Linked DNA regions of Homo sapiens: regions 1 and 3 are each linked to region 2. Evidence: chromatin contacts called from ENCODE Hi-C or POLR2A ChIA-PET data. All regions are on one chromosome and are shown on one strand. The core of a region is the stretch at or near the end of the contact, and the rest is flanking DNA. Distances in the headings are between cores, read along the strand shown. Region 1 holds the start of CISTR (chondrogenesis-associated transcript). Region 2 holds the start of HOXC4 (homeobox C4). Region 3 holds the start of GPR84 (G protein-coupled receptor 84).

Region 1 (2,700 bases), core at 58-2,557, 300 kb after region 2:
TGCTCCTCCCTCTGGATCTCCCCTCAGTGCCCAATACAATGGGCAGCACACACAGGGGAAGGTGTGCGACTCGCTGATTCTGCTTCTTAGGAGTCAGGAGGGAACTAGGGAAAGAAACTGAAGCAGAGACAGAATTCCAGGCCCACACTTTGTAATTTTCCTTTAAAAATCTCAAAGGACACGTGTGTCTCTCTCTGTGTGTGTGTGTGTGTGTGTGTGTGTGTGTGTGTGTGATGTATAGATGGGAGAGAAGTATGATGGTATGAGGTTCTAGGAGTCTGGTTCCTGCCTTGGTGCAGGAGTCTTGGGGGAGCTGGACTCCTAGATCCACTGCAGCCCCCAAGAGGACACAGTCCCATGACTCTGCAGCCCTAAGAGGGCAGCCATACTGCTGAGGCAGGACTAATGCGGGTTGACGTGTCCCTTAGGTTTTAATTTGCTCAGTCCAGTGTGCCAGTCCACATGGTTTCCTTTGTTCTGCAGTTCAGTCCAATCCCGGTCCTCCCTTCTTGTACACACTCAGCAGCACTTCTTGCAATCAGAGCCTAGTGCATTTGTTAGGTTGAACCATTTACAATTTCTGATATTCAATTTTGGGGGGCCTATAAAGTCTGTGACCTTGGTTTTTCTCTCCTCAAAACCCTTTAAGAAAGCTCCAGGCTAGGGAGAGGAGCAGATTGAGGAAAGGCAGAAGGGAAGAGCTAATAGACTAAGTCCCATGTGCCAAGCATGTTACATTCGTTATCACAGCGCTAATTCCCACAACATGAAGCACCTAAAATTATTTCCTACATTTTACAGCTGAGCAAGCCCAGGTTAAGACTCACATGGTGAGGCCCAGGGCTGGGATTCAAACTTAGCCACAGACCCACCGCCACCTAGAACCAGGGAAGTCCCGGCAGAGCCGGAGGGCCAGCAAGCAGTGTCTGCAGCTTCGCAAAAAAGGGAGAGAAGGACACGAGCCAAATTCGACTTCGCTGGTTGGATCGGTCCAGAAGAGCCCCAATTAGTAGGGTGCGGGAGCAATGCCCAACCTGAAACCCGAGGGTAGACGGCCCAAAGGAAGAACCCAGGCAGAAAGAGACAGAGGGTGGAGAGAGGCCTGGAAGGCGGCGGCGGCGGCGGCAGCGGGCAGAGAGGGGCGAGCGGAGGGGACCTTGGAGGGGAGCCCAAGGGGGTGTAGGCAGCGCCAGCGGGCAGCGAGGAGCCCGGCTGCAGAGTCTACCACGCTCGGCATCCGGGGCGGGCGGTGCGGGGCGGAGAAAGTCCAGGAGAAAGTCTGACAACCACGGGGAGAGGGGGAGGGAGAGACCCTGTGGAAGAGAGACGGAGACTGCGGCAAAAAGAGGAAAGGAGGGTTACGGGCACCGAGGGGGAGCTGGAGTCAGCCGCAAGGAGAGAGGGAGCGGGGGAGGAAAAGAGGCGGGAGAGAGACCCTAAAAAGCAAGCTAGACTCTCCAGCCGGCCGCTCTGGTGTGGGGAGGGAGCGTCATCTCAAGGACACTGAAAAAGGCAGGTGGATGGTGCAGAAATGCGGAAGCCGCGGCCCCGGGCGGGCGGGAACCGGCCCGCTGCCCTCGCCCCGGGACGCCCCCGCTCCGCACCCTGCAGGCCCGGATCGCACCCGCACGCACCCCCGACCCCACTCCCGGCCCAGCCAGTGCTCGGCGCTGGCATGAAATTGGCTGCAGCCGTAATGAGTCCGCGCCGCGCGGAGGAGGCTGAGGGCCCACCAGGGAGTCCTGCGCGCCTCGTTTAGCTTGTTTATTGTTCAGGCCTAATTAAAACGTTCCACCGCGCTGCGTTTACATCCGCCCCCCACTAATGAATTCGCGGCCGCCGGGCGATTTCGGAAACTGCCGCGGCCGGAAGGGGGGTGGGAGGCGACAGGGCTGGGGAAAGAGTGAAGGAGAGGACACCCACGCACACCCCTTCCCACTGCCAAAGGAGCCATTAGATCTCTGGCGATTGGCTCCGAGGTCCGAGTGAGCGCCCCGAGCCCCAGCGCCCCCAACCCCTGCAGGCGTTGGGAGGTGCGGAAGGCCGGGCCGCAGGGCTCAGAGGAGGGGCGGCGGGAGGGAGGCCAGGAGAGAGTGTGTGTGTGTGTCCTGTGCGTGCGGAGGCCTGTGGGCCAGGAGGGTATTGCGCGTGGGCACACCTGCTCCGTGAAGCGTGTCCGCGGAGCAGCCTGTGTGCGCAGGAGTGAGTGTGTGCGTGTGTGTGTGTGTGAGTGTCCGTCCCTTTGGCTGCTCATGTGCCTTTCTCCTCCACAGGGACAGTCTGCGCGGGGCTTACAATGTTCTTGTTTCTCCCGCCGTAGCTGTTTGCCGTTTTGCTGTTTGCCTCCTTGTCACGACCTCAGCGACGGCAGATGGAGCCAGTGGAGGGAGAGAGACAGACGGCAATGCTTGGGTAGCCAGGGCTCCCTGCCGGCCCCACTCCTCCTGCAGACACGAGCACGCACACACACACGCGCGCAAAACACACACGCTGCCCTTCGCCACACGTAGCCAAGTAAAATACACAAAAAGCAACTGAGATACCATTCGCACATGACCACATGGAAACACACAAATGAACAAACGCATTCAGGCATAGCCACATGCCAGTCACACAGATGGATAGACAAGAGCCTGGGGTACAAAGCCACATGGCACAAAGCCACCTGGATGTATATGCCCCTACACACGCACACAGAAA
Region 2 (2,700 bases), core at 134-2,633:
GTGAGTTATGTTTTATAACCTGGTAATGTCCTCTGCCCGTTGCTGCTCCGGCGGCGTGGCGCTCTGGGAGTGGTCTTCAGAAGTACCCGGGGTAGCTGCCGAAAGGGTGCTGGGCGCAGCGCCGGCCGGGGGTGCTGACCTGACTTTGGTGTTGGGGAGTCGGTGGTCCTTCTTCCATTTCATGCGACGGTTTTGGAACCAGATTTTGATCTGCCTCTCAGAGAGGCACAGCGAGTGGGCGATCTCGATCCTTCTCCTTCGGGTCAGGTAGCGGTTGTAATGAAACTCTTTCTCTAATTCCAGGACTTGCTGCCGGGTATAGGCTGTCCTCGAGCGCTTGGGTTCCCCTCCGTTATAATTGGGGTTCACTGGGGGGAGGGGAAAAGCAAATAGTGGGGTTCAGAGGCAGCAGGCTCCCCGCCCCCCACCCTCACCCCATCCTCAGCTCTGAGAAACAGGAGGAGGGAGTGGTGGAAATAAAGTCATCAAGCTTAAATGGGTTATAAAGAAGTTGAAGGAAGCTGAAGACTTTGTAGTGTAATAAGAGGGGAATCCTCATTGTAACGACACTGAATTATTTATGCGCCCTTAGAAAGCGAGCATAGTTTTCACACATACATAACAGATCGTAGCACATGGCTCGGACTGCCCAGAGTAGCTAAGCCATAAAATTTATGGGGGATGTAATTACCCATTCTCGCTCGTAAATCCAGTTCAATTGTGCTAACCCAGAGTCGCTCCTGGAGAGAGAGGGGGAAGGAGAGAAAGGAGGACGGGGGCCAGAGGGGGCCGAGGAGGGTGGGGAGCGCTAGGGAAGAAGGGAGGGAGGGGGGGAGCAAAAAGCAAAGTTGCCTACCCGTGCTAACGTGAATTTTTTTCATCCATGGGTAGACTATGGGTTGCTTGCTGGCGGCGCTGGAGGGATGGTCGGGGGCTGGCTGGCTGCAGGCTGGCGGGGCTGGGGACGGGGAGGCGGAGGCGCCTGAGAGAGGCGCCGGCTCGCAGAGCGACTGTGATTTCTCGGGGTGGTGGTGGCCCGCCTGGGCCGGCCCGTGGCCTCGCGAATTGCCGGGCCCCTGGAGACTGGTGCAGCTATACTGGCGCTCAGGGTAGCTAGGGCGCGGAGGCGGTGGTGGGTACAGCTCCTGGTGGTGATGCTGGAATCCCGATTCCCTGGTCCGGCCGTAATATTCCGGACTGTGTTCAGGGATGTAGCTATTTTGCGAATATTCTTCGCATGGAGGAAATTTCGGATCGATGTAGTTAGAGTCCATCAAATACGAGCTCATGATCATTAATTTCTGGAGTGGAAAATAATTTTTCTCGCTTTGTCGTTTTTCTGCTCCATAAAGCCCTCCTACTAGCTAGCGACCCTGTAAAGTTACTTTCACCATGTGACTCCTCCGGCCAATCACACGGAGCAACCCAGTCCCCGGATAAGGAACCGAATCGCTTTATTCAAAATGTATCCAATTTTTTTGTGTGTGTGGTGGTGGTGGTGCTGGGAGGCGGGGGTGGGTGGTGATGTGGGGTTAGCTAGCAGAGGTTGGAGTGCCCCCAGTGCACATCCCGCCAGACTGACAACCCTCCCCTGCAAAAGGAGATGGGAAGCTCCCGGCTCCCCTCCAAAGCCCGGGCATTGGGGGACTGTCGGGAGGCAGTGATTCAGCCCCCGCCCAGGGTCTCCCCTCAGGCCTCTGCTGGGCCCCGTGGGCCTCGGCTCCTGAGCTTTTCCAGAGGTCTCCATTCATGGCGATCGTGTCTCAGTCTGTGTAGGTCACGGGGCAGCGCCCCTCTTTCGCAGGAAGAGGAAGTTGAATGAGGACTGGAGTGGATGTTGGATGGGGAGGGGCCCAGGCTGAGCCGAGGAGGCTGGAGAGCCTGGAGTGCCCCCCATCCAAGGATACCAGAGTCCAGCCCCTCTTCCCCATACACACTCACCCAACCCTCTGGCCATGCGGCCGGCGAGGCAGGGTCCCAGCTGGACCAGGCAGGTAGAGGCAGCGGGATGCAAATGATTCTGACGTCATTTCTGGAGGTCTGGGGGTTGAGCCCCCGCTGAAGAGAGACAGGAAGTGGTTGGCAAAAGCAGAGTTCAGAAGTCTCGCCTTCCCCTGCTACCCACTGACCCTCCCTGCCCCAGCCCCAGAGCAGAGGATCTCTTCTACTGCTGGCTTCTGTTTCCACTCCCCATTCAGCCCGGCCTGCTATTTTCTGACAATTATCTCCAAGGAGCTGGGGCAAGGAGGAGAGCTTTCTGCCAGGAGTCAGTGCCCTGTGATGGTGCCCAGCCAAGATCCTGAGAGTTCTTTCTCTGTCCCCACAGAGGGCAGACCTAGCTAAGAGGGAGGCCTGTGTGGGTAGAGCCTGCTTGCTTCTGGCTAGGAGCTGTATCCATGTAACACGTGTGTTTACATGTAAACACGAATTCCTAAAGGCCAGCTCCAGGCTGCTTTCCAAAAACGGAAGGCTAAGCTCACCAAGTTGGGGAGGCACGGCCAGCCTTTGGGGTCTCCAGCCCATTCACACCCCCTGCTCTCTCTCTGCCACCCACTCACAGTAATACTCTGATGGAGGGGGGTGACAGGGCCGTAGAGGAGGGAGGGGGCCAGGAAAAGCTGCTTTCCTAACCACCACCCCCCCCCCCCAGCTAGGGGTGGTCCTGTCATGCCACCGATTCCAATTAACTGATCGCCCATA
Region 3 (2,700 bases), core at 21-2,520, 310 kb before region 2:
AAGCCTCAGCAAACTTTTTCTCAAAGGGCCTGATTATAAATATTTTAAACTGTGTTAATCAAGAGATAAAACTGAGGATATTACATAGGCACTTATATAACAATTTAAAATATAACCATTTTTATTTTACTTACTTATTTATTTATTATTTTATTTTTTGAGACGGAGTCTTGCTCTGTCATCCAGGCTGGAGTGCAGTGGTGCAATGTGATCTTGGCTAACTGCAAGCAACCTCCGCCTCCCGGGTTCAAGCGATTCTCTTGCCTCAGCCTCCCTAGTAGCTGGGATTACAGGCGCACCCATCACGCCTGGCTAATTTTTGTATTTTTAGTAGAGACGGGGTTTTACCATGTTGGCCAGGCTGGTCTCGAACTCCTGACCTCAAGTGATCTGCCCTCCTTGGCCTCCCAAAATGTTGGGATAATGGGCGTGAGCCACTGCACCTGGCCTAAAATATAACCATTTTTAAATGGAAAAAAAACATGATTGGGTCACAGGCTATACAAAAACAGCAGACTAGATTTGGCCCATAGGGTGAAGTTTACTCACCCTTGCTCTGGAGAATCGATTAAGCATTTGCATATTTATGTATCTGTCTCCCCTAGTAGACTATGCACAAGGCCATATATCAGACGTTCTTGTATCCCCAGTGTCTAGATCAGAGTCTGGTGTATAGTAGGCACTCAGTACTAAGTTGTTGGGTAAATGGATAAATGAATGATTGAACAGGACCCTGATCCCTTGAGGAGAATGAAACCAGAATTCTGGATGCCTCATTCCCCACTTTTCTTCATCTGACTTGGTTTCTCAAATGTGCTAGGGTGTCACATGGGTCCCTCTGACTTGAACCATGTCTAAGCCGTGGAGACAAGAAAGGTAGTGCTCCTCTGAAACAAACCCAAGGCTTCTGGGGGTACCTAAAGTTGCTCCTGGAACTTGGTCTTATCTTTTGGCCCTTTGAGGAGTGGCCCAAATGTTCTGATGCTCTGACTCCGTGCCCTAGCAATTCTTGGCAATGATCTTACAGATGAGTTCTGCCATGCAAAGAGGGGAAGAAAACAGAGTTTGGGTTTCAGGAAGGAGAAAGGAAGAGTGAAACCACTCTGAGGTAAGTAGCGGGGGACTTTCAACAGAGAAGCCTAGATTTCACTAGCCGAAGCAAAATGAGTAGGACCGGAGGTGGTGAAGGAAGTGGCTGGGATTGGGTAATGGGGGAGTTTCTTATTCTTTCAGTGGACTATAATAGGATACATAAGAGCAGGATGTCTCCTGCTTGAAGCCTAACTGTCCACCAGAAAGGACTGCTCTTTGGGTGAGTTGAACTTCTTCCATTATAGAAAGAATTGAAGGCTGAGAAACTCAGGTAAGCACTTTTGTTGTGGGTATACTTTTACCTTCTTGGTCTCCTCATCTCCCAGGTGGTAACAAACAGAAATGACTAAAGCCTATATGTGTGTGTAGTGGAAAGGAGCAGAGGGAACTGAATACAGAGAGGATCCTGAATACACGATGCTGAATAGAGAGAGGGGACTCCTGGGGGTCTTTGGGGATGGGGAAGGAATTAAAAAAGTTGGAGGGCACTGGGTTTACTGAGAGCAGCGGGATGGATATAGAAGAGGACTGAGGTTTGGAGCAGAATAAGACTAAGATATTTAGGCAAGAGATATTTAGATAAAAACTTGGGGAAATATTTGAGAATGGGAAAGGACTAAGAGAACCTAAGGAGAGAGTTAGGGATCTTGAGATGAAGAGGCCTGGGAATGGTTCAGGAGGATACTGAATTAAGGTGAGGTCCAGGAACAGTTTAGATGTCCAGGGTCCCAGAACTGTTCAAGAGATCTAAGTTGAATGCTAGGTTCTGATTCCCTCTTCCTCTTCCACCCTCTGCCTCTTTAGCCTCTATCATGTGGAACAGCTCTGACGCCAACTTCTCCTGCTACCATGAGTCTGTGCTGGGCTATCGTTATGTTGCAGTTAGCTGGGGGGTGGTGGTGGCTGTGACAGGCACCGTGGGCAATGTGCTCACCCTACTGGCCTTGGCCATCCAGCCCAAGCTCCGTACCCGATTCAACCTGCTCATAGCCAACCTCACACTGGCTGATCTCCTCTACTGCACGCTCCTTCAGCCCTTCTCTGTGGACACCTACCTCCACCTGCACTGGCGCACCGGTGCCACCTTCTGCAGGGTATTTGGGCTCCTCCTTTTTGCCTCCAATTCTGTCTCCATCCTGACCCTCTGCCTCATCGCACTGGGACGCTACCTCCTCATTGCCCACCCTAAGCTTTTTCCCCAAGTTTTCAGTGCCAAGGGGATAGTGCTGGCACTGGTGAGCACCTGGGTTGTGGGCGTGGCCAGCTTTGCTCCCCTCTGGCCTATTTATATCCTGGTACCTGTAGTCTGCACCTGCAGCTTTGACCGCATCCGAGGCCGGCCTTACACCACCATCCTCATGGGCATCTACTTTGTGCTTGGGCTCAGCAGTGTTGGCATCTTCTATTGCCTCATCCACCGCCAGGTCAAACGAGCAGCACAGGCACTGGACCAATACAAGTTGCGACAGGCAAGCATCCACTCCAACCATGTGGCCAGGACTGATGAGGCCATGCCTGGTCGTTTCCAGGAGCTGGACAGCAGGTTAGCATCAGGAGGACCCAGTGAGGGGATTTCATCTGAGCCAGTCAGTGCTGCCACCACCCAGA

What was found. Hi-C counts contacts between places; a loop is a spot of excess contacts on that map. ChIA-PET counts read pairs that join two places held with the same protein, here RNA polymerase II (POLR2A). Pooled maps may share reads with other maps.
Region 1: a pooled map shows a loop between it and region 2 (4-fold over the local background). The contact joins the promoter of CISTR here to the promoter of HOXC4 in region 2. A Hi-C loop is called at or near these places in 3 of 50 pooled maps. POLR2A ChIA-PET finds 5 or more read pairs at or near these places in 4 of 52 experiments (GM10248, GM12878, H1 and 1 more).
Region 3: a pooled map shows a loop between it and region 2 (2.8-fold over the local background). The contact joins the promoter of GPR84 here to the promoter of HOXC4 in region 2. A Hi-C loop is called at or near these places in 1 of 168 maps with a recorded cell type or tissue (motor neuron), 1 of 37 single-sample maps with no recorded cell type and 2 of 50 pooled maps. POLR2A ChIA-PET finds 5 or more read pairs at or near these places in 4 of 52 experiments (BJ, GM12878, PC-9 and 1 more).

What each region holds. Positions count from the first base shown.
Region 1 is chr12:53,750,586-53,753,285 of GRCh38, reverse strand. It overlaps CISTR (chondrogenesis-associated transcript), which reads left to right and starts at 1,307. Exons shown (of 3, transcript NR_186108.1): 1 at 1,307-1,512; 2 at 2,321-2,700. The region is part of intron 1 of LOC105378250 (a long non-coding RNA gene); the gene reads right to left. RefSeq lists a silencer at 1,458-1,727 and an enhancer at 2,344-2,700.
Region 2 is chr12:54,052,518-54,055,217 of GRCh38, reverse strand. HOXC4 (homeobox C4) reads right to left here and starts at 1,383. Exons shown (of 2, transcript NM_153633.3): 1 at 857-1,383; 2 at 1-368. The coding sequence starts at 1,295. The coding sequence ends at 13. RefSeq lists a cis regulatory region at 1,092-1,592 and enhancers at 2,169-2,328, 1,624-2,605, 2,606-2,700.
Region 3 is chr12:54,363,056-54,365,755 of GRCh38, reverse strand. GPR84 (G protein-coupled receptor 84) reads left to right here and starts at 1,270. Exons shown (of 2, transcript NM_020370.3): 1 at 1,270-1,363; 2 at 1,897-2,700. The coding sequence starts at 1,905. The region is part of intron 1 of GPR84-AS1 (GPR84, ZNF385A, ITGA5 and GTSF1 antisense RNA 1); the gene reads right to left. RefSeq lists an enhancer at 1,252-1,341.